Linked DNA regions of Homo sapiens: region 1 is linked to region 2. A link is a loop called in an ENCODE intact Hi-C map of the cell type or tissue named here. Cell type or tissue: heart left ventricle. All regions are shown on one strand.

What was found. Peaks named below come from ENCODE experiments on the same cell type or tissue, not always from the same donor. Only the 100,000 strongest peaks of a DNase experiment are listed, where the experiment ranks them.
Region 1: a loop joins it to region 2, with 11 times the contacts of the local background. A loop is called at or near these places in 2 of 110 quality-filtered maps.

What each region holds. Positions count from the first base shown.
Region 1 is chr13:36,942,735-36,950,734 of GRCh38, forward strand. ALG5 (ALG5 dolichyl-phosphate beta-glucosyltransferase) reads right to left here. Exons shown (of 10, transcript NM_013338.5): 10 at 7,004-7,323. The coding sequence ends at 7,208. Among named protein-coding and RNA genes, the nearest start is that of SMAD9, 26 kb to the left of the region's middle. In heart left ventricle, no CTCF peak of the experiment used is centred here; no DNase peak of the experiment used is centred here.
Region 2 is chr13:36,868,098-36,876,097 of GRCh38, forward strand. It overlaps SMAD9 (SMAD family member 9), which reads right to left. Exons shown (of 7, transcript NM_001127217.3): 3 at 4,561-4,818. Among named protein-coding and RNA genes, the nearest start is that of SMAD9, 48 kb to the right of the region's middle. In heart left ventricle, no CTCF peak of the experiment used is centred here; a DNase peak (open chromatin) is centred at 4,706.

The DNA.
Region 1 (8,000 bases), 75 kb after region 2:
CCACCGCGCCTGGCCCCAGCAGTATTTTTGAGGTGCATTGTGATACTGCTCAGGTAAGGACCTCTTTTGTTCCCCTTTGTCCTTTCTCAGTACTATCAGAATTTAGACAGGATCAAATCTAGGTAAAGTATTATGTTTTGTGACCATCAAAATACTAACTGGAGTTTTACTTCAAAATCAGCGAATCAAAAAGATATCACTTATTAGAGTCTATTATTGGATTAACAAAATAAATTTATCAATTTGTGGATTTGGCACTTTTGAGACTGCACAAAAACAAACAAAAAACTGCACAAAAACACAATCAAAGCATTTTTGAGACTGCACAAAAACAAAAACAAAGCAGTCCTCTAGACTTCTTCTTCAGGGGATTTAATTGTCAATAAAATGGATAATCTCGTTCATAGAATTATTTTTTCGATGAGTGAATTGAAATGGTAGCATTATCTAACCATTTCCTTTATTGAACAATCACAATTTAGGATGCTGTAGAGACAAACAAATAAAATAAAGGCAAAGTTTCTGCTCTTAAGGAAATTATAACTGATATGGTTTAGTTTTGTGTCCCCACCCAAATCTCATGTCAAATTGTAATCCCTAGTGTTGGAGGAGGGACCTGGTGGCAGATGATTGGATCTTAGTGGTAGATTTTCCCCTTGCTGTTCTCATGATAGTGAGTGAATTCTCAAGAGACATGGATGTTTAAAAGTGTATGGCGCCTCTCCGTTTGCTCTTTTCCTCCTTCTCCAGACATGATTGTAAGTTTCCTGAGGCCCTTCACCTTCTGCCATGATTGTAAGTTTCCTGAGGCCCTTCACCTTCTGCCATGATTGTAAGTTTCCTGAGGCCTCCTCAGTTATGCTTCCTGTACACCTGTGGAACTATGAGTCAATTAAACCTCTTTTTTTTTTTTTAAATAAATTACTCAGTCTCAGGTAGTTCTTTATAGCAATCTGAGAAAGGACTAATAAAATAACTGAATAAAGAAGGTGGAACATAGAACTGGAGAATCAACTACGAGTAGAAGTACAGTGCACCCCTGAACGATGCAGGGGTTTGGAGTGCTAACCCCTGTGTAGTTGATAATCCATTAACTTTGACTCCCTCAAAACTTAACTACTAATAGCCTGCTATTGACTGGAAACTTTACCGATAACATAGTGTATTAACACATATTTCCTAAATTATATGTATTATATATTGCGTTCTTACAATAAAGTATGCTAGAGAAAAGAAAATGTTATTAAGAAAACCATAAGTAAGAGAAAATATATTTAACATTCATTAAGTGGAAGTGAGTCGTCATAAAGGCCTTCATTCTTGTCTTCACATTGAGTTGGCTGAGGAGTAAGAGGAGGGGTTGGTCTTGCTGTCTCCCAGGTGACAGAGGCAGAAGAGGTGGAGGAGGTGGAAGGGGAGGCAGGAGAGGCAGGCACCCTTGGTGTGACTTCATGGAAATATTAATATATCATAATTCTGGTCTGATTTTTTTTCATTTCTCTAAAAATGTTTCTCTACAGTACCAATCCTTCTTCTACCATTTGCTTTAGTTTCAGTGCCCATATTGTGGAAGGGTCCAAGTTGTAAAAGAAGTCACAAGCAGACTTCAATAATTGGAGTCCTGCTTCTTGTATGTCTTCTTCTGCATCATCTGGCACTGGTTCAGAAGCACTCATCTTCATCAAGTCATCTTCTGCTAACTCCACTGGTGTTGTCTCTATTACCTGTTGAATTTCTCCAACATCCATATCTCAAAACTGTTCACCTGCCATCTTTTTTTTTTTGCCCTATCCACAATCTCTTTCATGATTTCTTTGATTGGCTCTGTCATAAATCCTGTGAAGTCATGCACAACATCTGGACACAGTTTTCTGCAGGAATTATTGTTTCATACTTGGTGACTTTCACAGCTTTTATTTTTCTATAACGATGGCTTGCATCTTCAATGGTATAATTCTTTCAGACTTTTTTTTTTTTTTTTTGAGAGACAGGGTCTTGCTCTGTTCCCCAGGCTGGAGTGCAGTGGTGTGATGACAGCTCACCACAGCCCCAAACTCCTGGGCTCAGGCAGTCCTCCATCCTCAGCCTCCCGAGTAGTGAGGACTACTGGCTGCACCAACCACCATGCCCAGCTAATTTTTTAATTTTTTTGTAGAGATGGGATCTTGTTATGTTGCCCAGGCTGGTATTGAACTCCTGACCTCAAGTGATCCTCCCACCTCGGCCTCCCAAAGTGCTGGGATTACAGACGTGAGCCACCAGACCCCAACCCCTTCCAGCCTTTCATGTCCTGTTGGGCTTTTGTTCTAGCATTGACAATCCTTTCTATAGAGAACTGTGTGTAATGAGCCTTCAAGGTCCTATGACTCCCTGATGTAAAGGCTGAATTAGAGACATTGTGTTTGGGGGCAAGTAGACAACTGCTAAGCCTTCCGTGTTGAACTCATGACGTTCTGGGTGATCAGGGGCATTGTCCAATGTCAAAAGAACCTTAAAAGGCAATTTCTCACTGGCAGGGTACTTTTTGACTTCAGGGACAGAACATCAATGCAGGCAATCCAGAGAAAGGGGTATCATTGTCCAGGCCTCCTTGTACAACCAGAAGACTGGGAGCTGATGTTTATCATTTCCTTTCAGGATTTAGCAGCTTTACAGATAAGGGCAGTCCTGATCATAAACCCGATTGCATTTGTACAAAACAGCAGTTAGCCTGTTTCTTCCTGCCTTAAATCCTGGTGCTTGCTTCTCTTCCTAATAAATGTCCTTTGTGGCATTCCACCCCCCCACCCCCCAGATTAGGGCACTTTCGTCTGCATTAAAAACCTGTTTAGGCAGATATCCTTTCTCCTCAATGATTTTCTTAATGGTGTTTGGGAACTCGTGTGTTACCTCCTGGATCAGCAGAAGCTGCTTCTCCCTTATCTTGACTTTTTTTTTAAAAGCCAAACCTCTAAAATGAACCATTCATTTCTGGCATTAAATTCCCCAGCTTTAGATCCTTCACCTTCCTTTAACTTGTCATATGATGACTTTGCCTTTTTGTGAATCATATTAGAGTCTATAGGTATGTCTTTCTTATAGCAATCCTGTACCCACTTAAAAGCTGCATTTTCAATATGAGAGAAAAGGTATTTTGCAAAAATTGCAAGATTTTTGTACCTGCAGATGTAGTAGTGGCAATGGATTCACAAATTTTCTTTTTTTTTTCCCCAATAGTCCTTACACTATTTATTTATTTTTTTGAGACAGTCTCGCTCTGTCACCTAGGTTGGAGTGCAGTGGTGCAATCTCGGTTTGCTGCAACCTCCCTCTTCCGGGTTCAAGTGAGTCTTGTGCCTCAGTCTCCCAAGTAGCTGGGATTACAGGCACCCGCCACCACGCCTGGCGAATTCTTGTATTTTTAGTAGAGATGGGGTTTCACAATGATGGCCAAGCTGGTCTTGAACTACCTCAGGTGATCCGCCTGCCTCGGCCTCCCAAAGTGCTGGGATTATAGGCATGAGCTACCATGCCTGGCTTGGATTCATTTATCTTGAAATGGTGAGCAACCTCAGCTGCAGCCCTCATCTATGGTACATATCAAGCAATTCAACTTTTTCTTGTAATGTCATGACTTTTCTCTGCTTCTTGGGAGTATTTCCAGCATTACTAATGGTACTTCATATCGGTCCCATGGTGTTATTCAAGGTTTACAGTATTGCACTAAACATGAAAAACACATGAGAACTCCAAGAGCTCAATTTCTACTGTTATATGCAATTTACTGGAGAGATGAACTGCTCATATGGAGATGGTTAGTGTCACACAGCATATAAGTGGATATTTACAACACCTGAGCTCATGCAATAGCAACAGGAGGTGGCTACGAAATTATTAATTTTATGCAGTTATGATTTAATACTGCATTTTTTTTTTTTGAGACGGAGTCTCACTCATGTCACCCAGGCTGGAGTGCAGTGGCGTGATCTTGGCTCACTGCAACCTCCACCTCCCCAAGTGATTTTCCTGCCTCAGCCTCCCAAGTAGCTGGGATTACAGGCACCTGCCACCATGCCCAGCTAATTTTTGTATTTTTAGTAGAGATGGGGTTTCACCATGTTGGCCAGGCTGGTTTCGAACTCCTGACCTCAGGTGATCCACCCACCTTGGCCTCTCAAAGTGATGGGATTACAGGTGTGAGCCACCGCGCACAGCCTAATACTGCATCTTTGTTTAAATTTCTCAACTGGATATGTATGGTCTACGTATGCATAAATTTTGATAAATCTCTGAATAGATTCACGTGTATTTTATATAGTAAATTATAGACTAATATCAAAGTCTTTGATAGTATGAAAGATATTAAAAGGTTATGTCATTAATGCATAAAATACATGTAGATATTAGTCTATCATTTACTACTATAATTTTACAGCAACCTCCTGTTGCTATTTCAAATTTTCACAGATCCCCAAAAACTTTTTCAATACACTTTTTGAAAACAATCCATGTATAAGTGGATCTGTGCAGTTCAAACCTGTGTTATTCAAGGGTCAACCATACATAACTATATGGAGATAGAGGATTACAGATGTCAAGAGACATTATTGTCCATATGTGACCCTCAAGTCAAATAAGTTTCATATATATCTTATTCTATAAGAACAAGTGAGAAGACTTGACATAGACATGGCCAAGTTGTCTGAGGATCCTCAGGTTATACTGTTTTAATCATGCTCCATGTTCCTTTGTTTCCTATTTTTTATTTCAGTAGAAGCATGAATAATGGCTACTTGTGTAACCCTGGGCAAATTATTTGGCTACTTCGTTCTGTGAAATGCGGGTAATTATACCTGCATGATAGAGTTGTTTGATCAAACCACATAATGCATGCAAAATGTTCATTACTCTTCCTTGTACATACTATAAGGATAGTAGCTGGTGGCCGGGTGCAGTGGCTCACACCTGTAATCCCAACACTTTGGGAGGCCAAAGCAGGGGGATCATCTGAGGTCAGGAGTTCGAGACCAGCCTGGCCAACATGGTGAAACCCCATCTCTACTAAAAATACAAAAAATTAGCCGGGCATGGTGGCAGGCACCTGTAATCCCAGCTACTCGGGAGGCTGAAGCAGGAGAATCGCTTTAACCCAGGAGGCGGCGGTTGCAGTGAGCTGAGATCGTGCCATTGCACTCCAGCCTGGGGGACAAGAGCAAGACTTCATCTCAAAAAAAAAAAAAAACAAAAAACATAGTAGCTGTTATTTTGCTATTTCACTCTGCTATTGCTGCATGTAGTTTTTGTTAGCAGATTCTGTAAGTTAACAGGTTAAACTACCTTTTCTCTCTGATTGCCTCAGATTCTGTCCCATATTCCTCTTAGGTAAATCTGTGCTTAGAAAGGTAAGCTGGCATCAATGATATCAGACTTTTCCCTACAGTGTTCACAGACAAAGTACATAAAAAGTATCGTGACTTTCCTTCAATATTCCTATTATGCTTCAAATATGCATTTCTATCTCGTTTATAAAGAGCAATAACAAATTATTTCATTGCCTTTTTATAATTTCATTAAGGATCTTATTTTTGGCTCAAGGCTTATTCTTAAAAATTCTTATGAGCATGGTCTTTTCTTCTCTTTGCTTTCTATTATTCTTGATTTATCCATTTAAGTGACTTTAATGCTCACAAAATCTGGTAGTAAATAAAGTTTATTCATCTCATCATTATTAAGTGTTTACTATATGCTAAGCCCTGTGCTGGAGATACTAATTGTAGTAAGACATGCCTTCTGTTTTTTTTTTTTTTGAGACAGAGTTTCACTCTTATTGCCTAGGCCGGAGTGCAATGGCGCAATCTCGGCTCACCGCAACCTCTGCCTCGCGACTTCAGGCGATTCTCCTGCCTCAGCCTCCCAAGTAGATGGGATTACAGGCATGCACCACCACCCCAGCTAATTTTGTATTTTTAGTAGAGACGGGGTTTCTCCATGTTGGTCAGGCTGGTCTTGAACTCCCGATCTCAGGTGATCTGCCTGCCTCGGCCTCCCAAAGTGCTGGAATTACAGGCATGAGCCACCGTGCCCGGCAAGCCTTCTATTTTCAAGAAGCTTATTGTCTACTGCAGATGTGATATTATCGCTGTTGTTCAAACTACTGGAGTTATTTTTAGCTTACTTTTCTACTCAAAAATGTTTTATTCAATGTACTGCCAAAACTTTCTACTTATATGATCCCCAGTTTTCATACCTTCAGAAACTGAAGACTATAGCCGTCATTAACGAGTGTGGGCTTGGGATCCAGACTATGCAGGTTACAATCATGACTCCACTCTTTCCTAAATATGTGACCTTGGGCAGGTCACCGTTTTGTGCTTCAGTTTCCTCTTCTGTTGTGAGTCATTATATATCAAGTGCTTAGAACAGTGGGTGGCATACAGTAAACACTTAATAAATGTCAAACTGTTACTAGTTTGTTTCTCTAAGATGGCAGAAACAATCTAATTCTGATTTTGGGGGTTCATTATTTTGTAATTGCTATTAGTTCTTGCAGTATCTCAAAGAGGCTTCTGATGTTACTATGTAAATATATTAATATTATAAAATTGATTGACAGGAACTCCCTCCATCATCCATGCTAGAGTGCAGTGGCACGATCATAGCTCACTGTAACCTTGAACTTCTGGGCTCAGGTGATCCTCCCACCTTGGCCTCCAGTGCTAGAGATGAGTAAGACTATAAGGAAATGAACACCTTTGTGACTAAGTCTGTATTCTTGCCTTTAACATATAATTTCCTAAAGTTTCATAGGCTGAAATAGGTTTCTTTGATTTGGATAAATTTATGTACATTTAAACTTATACCCTAGCTTTATTTTTAAATCTCTGAAAACTGTTACATGATTGTAGTTTATAGTTAAGTTCATGAGAGTTATGCAGGCACTTTAGGGTAAGAATAGCTTCTGTCTACAAAAATTATGTTTCTCAGAATTATAATGATAATGAAGCTAAACAAACAAAAGAAAATCTGACTTTTTAAATAAACATCTTTTAAAAATCATTTATATCCAAAGAGATATATAATTTTTTACTTATGGAAAGTTATTTCTTTAAAATTATCAAAAGGCAGACAATGACAAGAAGTTTATTTCAGCTTTACTTAAAATTTTAGTTTCAAATGAAATGAAATGTGACACTGAAGCATAAGAACACAACTGAAGACTGCAAACAACCTAATTCATTTTCCGAGTTTGCTCAAGCCTCCAGGCACCAGTCAAATATCGAAGTCGTATAAAAAGTAGGTCTTTACCCATTTGTAGCCAGCTCCAGAATGGAACTAATTTAGAACCTGTGATTTAAAAATAATTAAAAACAAATTAGCTTAAATAAACTCAGCAGAAAACGTATCAGTTTAAAGTCAGTCTACATGATCGTTGTGAGCCTTTAGCACCTTAATTTTTTAAATCATGGACCAAAAAGTTAAACAATTTCAAAGCTGAAGTGAGTGGAGTGGTTTTCTCTAAAAACAAAAACAGAACATCTTGAAGTGAAATGAAACTTGAGAGGATCTAAATAGTGAAAATTTCATACGGCCCTACTATAGAAAGGAAGGACTACATATGGTGAGGGCTCTAGAAGTCTAATAAAAAAACTACTCACTGAGTGCTCATTACTGAAAATAATTACATATGAAACAACTAAAGATACAGCACAACAGATAAATATGATTATTTCTACATAAATCCAATCTTAATGATAAAAAATAAAGCCTATGATCAGACTTAAGATAATTTTGTCCAGACCTCTTTGTCTCGGGCTACACAAGAACACCAGCCTAATTAAATATCTGATCCACATATCACAGCAGATTCTTTTTTTGTTTTTTTTTTAAACAAGATCTTGCTCTGTCACCCAGGCTGTAGTGCAGTGACACGATTATGGCTCACTGTAACCTTGACCTCCCGGGCTCAAACGATCCAGTCCTCCTACCTCAGCCTCCCCAGTAGCTGGGAGTACAGGAGGCAC
Region 2 (8,000 bases):
GCGTAAAAGGTTGGATCAATCTGCCTTTGTTGTATCGAATTGTCCACACAAGTAGTTCTCACACTTAAGTGTACACAAAAATTGCCAGTGGAGCTTGCTAAAAATGCAGATTCCTGGCCCCATCCTTAGCAATTCCGATTCAATAGGTCAGTGGTTGAATGTAGCCATGTACATTTTAACATGCCCCAATGGCAATTCTAATGCAGGGTTCGTGGACCATACTAGGAAACCATGGGTAAGGTATTTCCTTGTGAGAAAATGGACTATGACTCCTATGACTTTGGTGAAAAAGTTATAAGGCAAGATGACCTTTTTGTAGGTCTTTGACTAAATATGTCTATTTACTCAAGAAGCAGAACAGGCTGAGCACAGTGGCTCACACCTGTAATCTTAGCATTTTGGAAGGCTGAAGTGGGAGGATCACCTGAGTCCAGGGGTTTGAGGCCAGCCTGGGCAACATGATGAGACCCCATCCTACCAAAAATTAAAAATTAGCTGGGCATGGTGGTGTACACCTGTAATCCTAGCTACTCAGAGGCTGAGGAGGATCACTTGAACCCAGGAGTTTGAAGTTACAGTGAGCTATGACTGTGCCCCCATACTCCAGCCTGGGTAACAAAACAAGGCCCTGTCTCTAAAAAATTAAAATTAAAAAAAGGGGGACTGAAAATAGAATTACCATATAATGTAGCACTTCCACTCCTAGGTATATACCCAAAGGAATTGAAAGCAGGGTGTTATTTACTAGAGCCAAAAGGTGGGAACAATCCAAATATCCAACAGCTAATGAATTGATTTTTTAAAATGTGGTATAGCCATACAATGAGATATCGTTCAGTCACAAAGATGAACTACCGATATATGCCACAACACAAACTGTGAAAATACTTGGCTAAGTGAAATAAAACATACACAAAGGGGCAAATATTGCATGAATCTAGTATATGAGGTACTTGCAATAGGCAAATTCAGAGAGACAGAAAGTAGATAGAGCTTACCAGGGGCTGGCAAAGTAGGGAAATACGGAGCTATTGTTAAATCAGTACGGAGTTTCCGTTTGGGGTGATGAAAAAATTTTTGAAAATAGATATGGTGATGGTTGCACAACATTATGAATGCACCTAATGCCATCAGATTGTACTTTTTTTTTTTTTTAATAGTCCTCACCAGGCTAGAGTGCAGTGGCACAATCTCAGCTCACTGCAGCCTCCGACTCCTGGATTCAAGCGATTCTCGTGCCTCAGTCTCCGGAGTAGCTGAATTACAGACATGCACCACCACGCCCAGCTAACTTTTGTATTTTTAGTAGAGACAGGGTTTCACCATGTTGGCCAGGCTGGTCTCAAACTGCTGACCTCAAGTGATCCGCCTGCCTAAGCCTCCCAAAGTGCTGGGATTACAGGCGGGAGCCACTGCACCCGGCTAGACTGTACTCTTAAAAATGGTTAAAATGGGCTGGGTGCAGTGGAGCATGCCTATAATCCCAGCACTTTCGGAGGCCGAGGCGGGTGGATCACCTGAGGTCAGGAGTTCATGACCAGCCTAACATGGTGAAACCCCGTCTCTACTAAATACAAAAAAATTAGCCGGGTGTGGTGGCACATGTCTGTAATCCGAGGTACTTGGAAGGCTGAGGCAGGAGAATGGCTTGTACCTGGGAGGTGGAGGTTGCAGTGAGCCGAGATTGTGCCATTGCACTCCAGCCTGGGCAACAAGAGCAAAACTCCATCTCAAAAAAAAAAAATGGTTAAACAAATTTTGTGTTAGATATATTTCACCACTACTTGAAAAAAATTAACATATGAGAAACCACTGAATTGTACATTTGAAATGGGTGGTTGTATGGTATGTGAATTATACCTCAATAGAGCTTTTTAAAAAATTTAGAGGCTGAACCAGTAAATCGCAAAGGTTCCTTTTACTCTTGTTTATCTACAGGTCTGTTACTCAGGTTGGCATTTTGCTGTTAATCATTCAGACAAGAATTATTTTCTTTGAAGTGAAAAGGGCTATGCCTTCTGTGAGAAACTAACCAGCTTCTGCATCACTGTTGGTGTCTGTCCTGCTTGGGTGGGAAGAGTAAAAAGAACATCAACCTGTCAGAGTAACCAGGGCAGGAATTCAAAGTCAGCACAGGAAGTCTTTGTAGCATAGAGGTGTGTTAGGTAAATATATATTTTGCAACACTATTATCCTCCTGTTCCTTAACCAAGGTTCTGTCCTCAAATGACTTCTCTTTCTGTTGTATTTCTTCTTTCTCAGTGAACTCAGCCACTTGCAAAACTTCAACCATCTGCTCCTACACTGAGTTAATGACTCTCAAGCTACCCTCCAGCATCTCTGCCTTCACCCTACAGTAAGTCCTGTTGGACCTCCCTCCCCCAATTCACTGCCCTCTTTCCAACCCCATATCCCTGTTTTAGTTCAACTCCTTATAATCACTTGCCTGGACTGCTACAGGCTACCTGTATGTGATGGCTCTCAATAGCTACTGACTCCTGAAGGTCAGAGACCACAGTAGTCCCCCCTTCTCCACCAGAGATACAGTCCGAGACCCCCAGTGGCTACCTGAAGTTGTGGCTAGTACAGAATACCACATATACTATGTTTTTTTTCCTATACATACCTGTGATAAAGTTTAATTTATAAATTAAACACAGTAAGAGATTAGGAACAGTAACTAATAATAAAGTAAAACAACTAGAACAATATGCCAGCATCACTACTCTTGCACTCTGTGGTCACTATTAAATCAGAGTGACCTCAACAGTAGATCTGATCACAGAGACAGCTACTAATTGACTCACAGGTGGATAGCATCTACAACGTGGATGCGCTGGGCAATGGAATGATTCAGAACCTGGATAGGATGGCACGAAGTTTCATCCCCACATACAATTTAAAATTTATGAACTGTTTATTTCTGGAATTTTCCATCCAGTATTTTCAGGCTGCAACTGACCTCTGGTAGCTGAAACCTCAGATAAGGGGGGACAACTACACCGTCTTAATCATCACTGCACCTCTAGCACTGGCCCAGTGCCAGACACTTAGCAGGTGCTCAGTCATCACTTACTGAGTCAATAAAACCTGTGCCTATGGTCTGGAGCTCCATGTCCATGTTCTAATGCCTGTGTGGGCTGGGTGCAGTGGCTCCTGCCTGTAATCTCAGCACTTTGGGAGGCCGAGGTGGGCAGATCACCTGAGGTCAGGAGTTCGAGACCAGCCTGGCCAACATGGTGAAACCCCGTCTCTACTAAAAATGCAAAAACTAGCTGGGCATGGTGGTACACCCCTGCAATCCCAGCTATTTGGGAGACTGAGGTGGGAGAATTGCTTGAACCTGGGAGGCAGAGACTGCAGTAAGCCAGGATCATGCCACTGCACTCCAACCTGGGTGACAGAGCAAGACTCCGTCTCAAAATAAAAAATAAAAAATAAAAATAAATAAACGCCTGTGTAGTAATTTATTTATTCAATAAGCAACTGATGAGCAACCACTGCATTTCAGGCTCTGTGCTAGACATAGAAAAAAGAAGGCTCGCTGTTCAATGGGGAAAATAGACACACAGGAATTATATAATATAGTGCAACAAATATAATAGATGCTTATGTAACTTGCTGAGGAGCAAAAGGAACTAAGTAACTGAGAGGTGAAGAGGCAATTCCCTCTTTATCTTCCCACATCGTAGGGACAATTTTTATTAACCTTTTAATTCCCCTTTCAGCAATCCTAAGGCAATGCTTGCATATAGTAAGAGTTTAATAAATATCCATTAAATAAATGATTATAGGAATAAATGAATGAGGCAGATTGTAACATCTGGCACCAAATGTATTTATGCATGCCTTTAGGAACTTGTCAGCTCCGCACAGTATTTATCTCACACTCACAAAGTGCATATGTATCTTTTATTCATTATCTCAACTTAGATCCACTTTACAGGTATGGTAGCAAGAGCAATTATGACAGCATGCTAGAGGCTCCCTTTCCCTTCCATATGCTTTCTCAATTCAGCAAACTGAAGAGCTCTATATTTAAGATGCTGTCCTGGCTTCACATGGCAGAAAGGGATAATGCACTGGCTGGAGCTGGGGCTTCACTTTCTGCCTCACTCAAAGGATGCAGGCATATGTTTTAGGCAAGGGCTTCCTTTGATTGTTGAAAGAGGCAACCAAGGTAAAGGCCTAGCATTGATCTTCCATGTTGCTTGTCCTCAGGCCAAGTCTTCTGCTTGGATTACAGAAGTCTTTTCATCTTATTTCTACTGCCTTAAAAAAAAAAATCCTTGGAAATTCCCAGGGATACTATTCAAATCCATTTAGTTTCTGAGAGCTTCCAGAGCATTAGAACTAAAACTAGAGGAAAAACATGTTCTATCTCCAGGGTAACTGCTTCAAAATAGGTATAGTCCTAATCATTTTAAGGCTGATTGCTTTGTAAACTGTTTATACTATATGAATGACAGTTACAATGACTGTCATTGTGACTGTTCATCATAAATCATGATGTTGGGCTTATTTTCCCGTATTTCCCCACAGACCATAGTTCTTACTGACCTGAGTGTTGATAGGGACTCTCTGGCTCAGAAGGACTTCCTGGGGAGTGAGGGTAGCTGGCCGTGCACGGGGACTGGGAGAACGCGTGGCTGGGTGAGGGAGGGAGTGCAGAGCACGGAGGCTGCTGGAAAGAGTCAGGATAGGTGGCGTTGTGTGGCATGAGTGGCTCACTGTGCAGGGAGGCGCTGCGGAACTTGGCCAGGAGGCTGAGCTGGGGGTTATATTCACTGTGTCTTGGCACGAGCACAGGAGGCAGTACTAGGATCAGAAAGGAACAAGGCAGTTAGAATTGAACATTGCTCATCAGTACACAACAGAGTGGATACTTGCTGTTCTTATCTATTTTTTGTTTATGATAGAGCTGTTTTTCCCCTTGGGAACTACTCCCATTAGTCTTTGTGCTCATCATAAAACTGTCGATTAAGTCCCCATCTCCACCTAAGAAGCAAGCATGTGAGTAAGCTAAGGTAACAGTCTTCTCCTTGTAACCGGAATCTTAAGCAGAATGTCATAATTCACAAAAGCATTTGGAGAAGGATCTTTCTAGTGTCAGCACTCTAAAGAGACCTGCTCTTTATTCCTACCTTGGAAATGACCAGAGCTGTCCTAATACCTGGCCTTCTGGCAACCTGATTGTTACGTCTTTCTTTAATTCTGCCAAATAAGTCTTTTTTTCCCCCAAGGCAAAATCAGTTTCTCTTGCTTGCAATGAAACCCTAAGTGATCCCCAGAATATTTTTCCTTCAGAGATCATGTTGAATTATTTAGATGACCAGACTCAATTTCAGGTTCAGTAGTGCCACTGAAATAAAAACATTCTATGTGTCCTTAATGGAAAGATTTCAAGGTGAGTAATTAAAAGTTATTAAGTAAAACACAAACGGTGAATAATAATAAAAGTGACTAAGTAAAAGATGAGCAGCAGCAGGGCACAGTGGCTCACGCCTGTAATACCAGCACTTTGAGAGGCCGAGGCAGCCAGATCACCTGAGATCAGGAGTTTGAGACCAGCCTAGCCAACGTGGTGAAACCCCGTCTCTATTAAAAATACAACAATTAGCCGGGTGTGGTGGCGGGCACCTGTAATCCCAGCTATTCAGGAGGCTGAGGCAGGAGAATCGCTTGAATCTGGGAGGTGGAAGTTGCAGTGAGCCGAGATCATACCATTGCACTCCAGCCTGGGTGACAAGAGTGAAACTCTGTCTCAAAAAAATAAAATAAGCAGCAATAACAAAACATAAATGATGTTTGTTCATTTACTATGCTTTTCTGGGTTTCATTTTTTAAAAAGAATGTTACTGTTCTTGATTCTGATTATACACAAAATTTCAGAATAAATTCAAATTCTTAAGGGCAAGCTTTGCCCAGGCCCTCACGTCCTACCGACTCCTAGAAGGTTACAATGCCTGGCATAAAGTAGCTACTCCAAAACTGTTGTTGAAGAGCCATCTGTGACCAACATAAGTTCCAGACAGGGAAGCAAAGAAAATACAAGGGGGAAGTGGTCTAAGAAATAACAAAGGAAAACCTCAAAGAGCTACAAAGGACCTACGTCTTCATGTTGAAAAGAGCCACAGAGTGTGCAGAGCTCAATTAATGAAGAAAAGATCCAGACCTAGTCTTTCCATCTTGAATTTCAAACACTGCGGGATAACTGGAATATTCCAAAAGCTCCTAGAGGATCACCGCAAAGTCACCTACAAAGAAATGAGAATCAACCGACCTCAACTTCCCACTCTAACCCTGGCTACTAGAAGTCAACAGACCAATGCCCTTCTGAGGACAAATAATTCTTACCCCCGAATTCCACAATGGAAACCACTGGAATAACCAAAAACAAATACAAACTATGAACTAAAATATAGATATCAAGGATGAGAAGAGGAGGAAGGAAGAAGATGAAAACATAAGTGAGTGAGGCTGGGCATGGTGGCTCACACCTGTAATCCCAGCACTTTGGAAGGCCAAGGCAGGTGGATCACGAGGTCAGGAGATCGAGACCATCCTGGCTAACACAGTGAAACCCCGTCTCTACTAAAAATACAAAAAATTAGCCGGGCGTGGTTGCGGGTGCCTGTAGTCCCAGCTACTTGGGGGGGCTGAGGTAGGAGAATGGCGTGAACCCAGGAGGCGGAGCTTGCAGTGAGCCAAGATCGCACCACTGCACTCCAGCCTGGGCAGAGCAAGACTCCGTCCCAAAAAAAAAAAAAAAAAAAAAAAAATACATATATATATATGTATATGTATGTATGTATGTATGTGAGTGAAATCCTCATCTTTTATGGTAGAGAGTCAATGACATTATCTAAAAGGTGATAAATTTGGAAATAGATATGTAAGCATATTATATATTATCTAGAGTTACTGTCATAATTCTTAGTAATAATAGAGAGAAATATGAAAGAACTAAGCAAGAATTATTTAGAAGAGTTTGTCTCCGGGTATAAATAGGACAGATCTTGGTTCTAATCACACCACTGATTTGTCAACCACAGGCAAGTATTAATAAAAACTCATAAAAAGTAAATGTTCTAAAACTGCTCTAAAAAATAAAGTCTTAAAAAAAGGTAAATGTTTTGGAATAAACAGACAATTACAATAACAATGACATTAACCCCGAAGTCTGCCATCTGCCTTTGACACCATACATCTATCTCTTTCTTAACAAACAATAATTTTCAGTTATATGGACAGAAAATAAACTAAGAAGGGTAAATAAAAGGTTTTAAACTAAAACTGCTACAGGTGAGGGTGGCAGAGAAACAAATAATTTCTTCCCCTTTTCTAAGCTATTGTATACGTATGCTGCCTTATGACACCAGAGAACAAACATTCAACATCACCATCAAACAGTGACATGGATCATAAACCATTAAATTCCCCTTAATGTATTCATATTCCACAACTATGCAGGAAAAAAAAAGATTATGTGCCTCATGAATAGTCTGAAGTGAGGAGTTGACACAGCGAATGTGTATGGCTTCTTTGTCAATGACCCTTCATCAAAATGTTAACGATGTTCAAGTAAACACTCACTTCTTTATGAAGAAGAATTTGAATCATCTCTGTGACTTCAGTTTTAATGTAAAATATCTACGGTATATTCCTAACACTGATAAAAATATAATGCCTCCTATCCATCTGAATGTAGAGACTTCTATTTCTTCATGGCCTGTAGATCTGAGGCACCAAGAGAAAAGAAAGGATACATTTCCCTTTATCATAACAACTATCTTGATAATATATTTTTACCATCTGGGTAAAATCAAAGCCAGTGGATGTTTGCAAAGAAAACTGATAGTTTCATCCTAGTTGTTATTTGACCTGACTGGCTCCGTTGCCTTAAATGTGCACTGATCATATTTTTAAATACTTTCACTCACAACACAGCTATCCCTAATTACTTAATTCCACTTCCACATCTCAACTGCTGCTTGTAA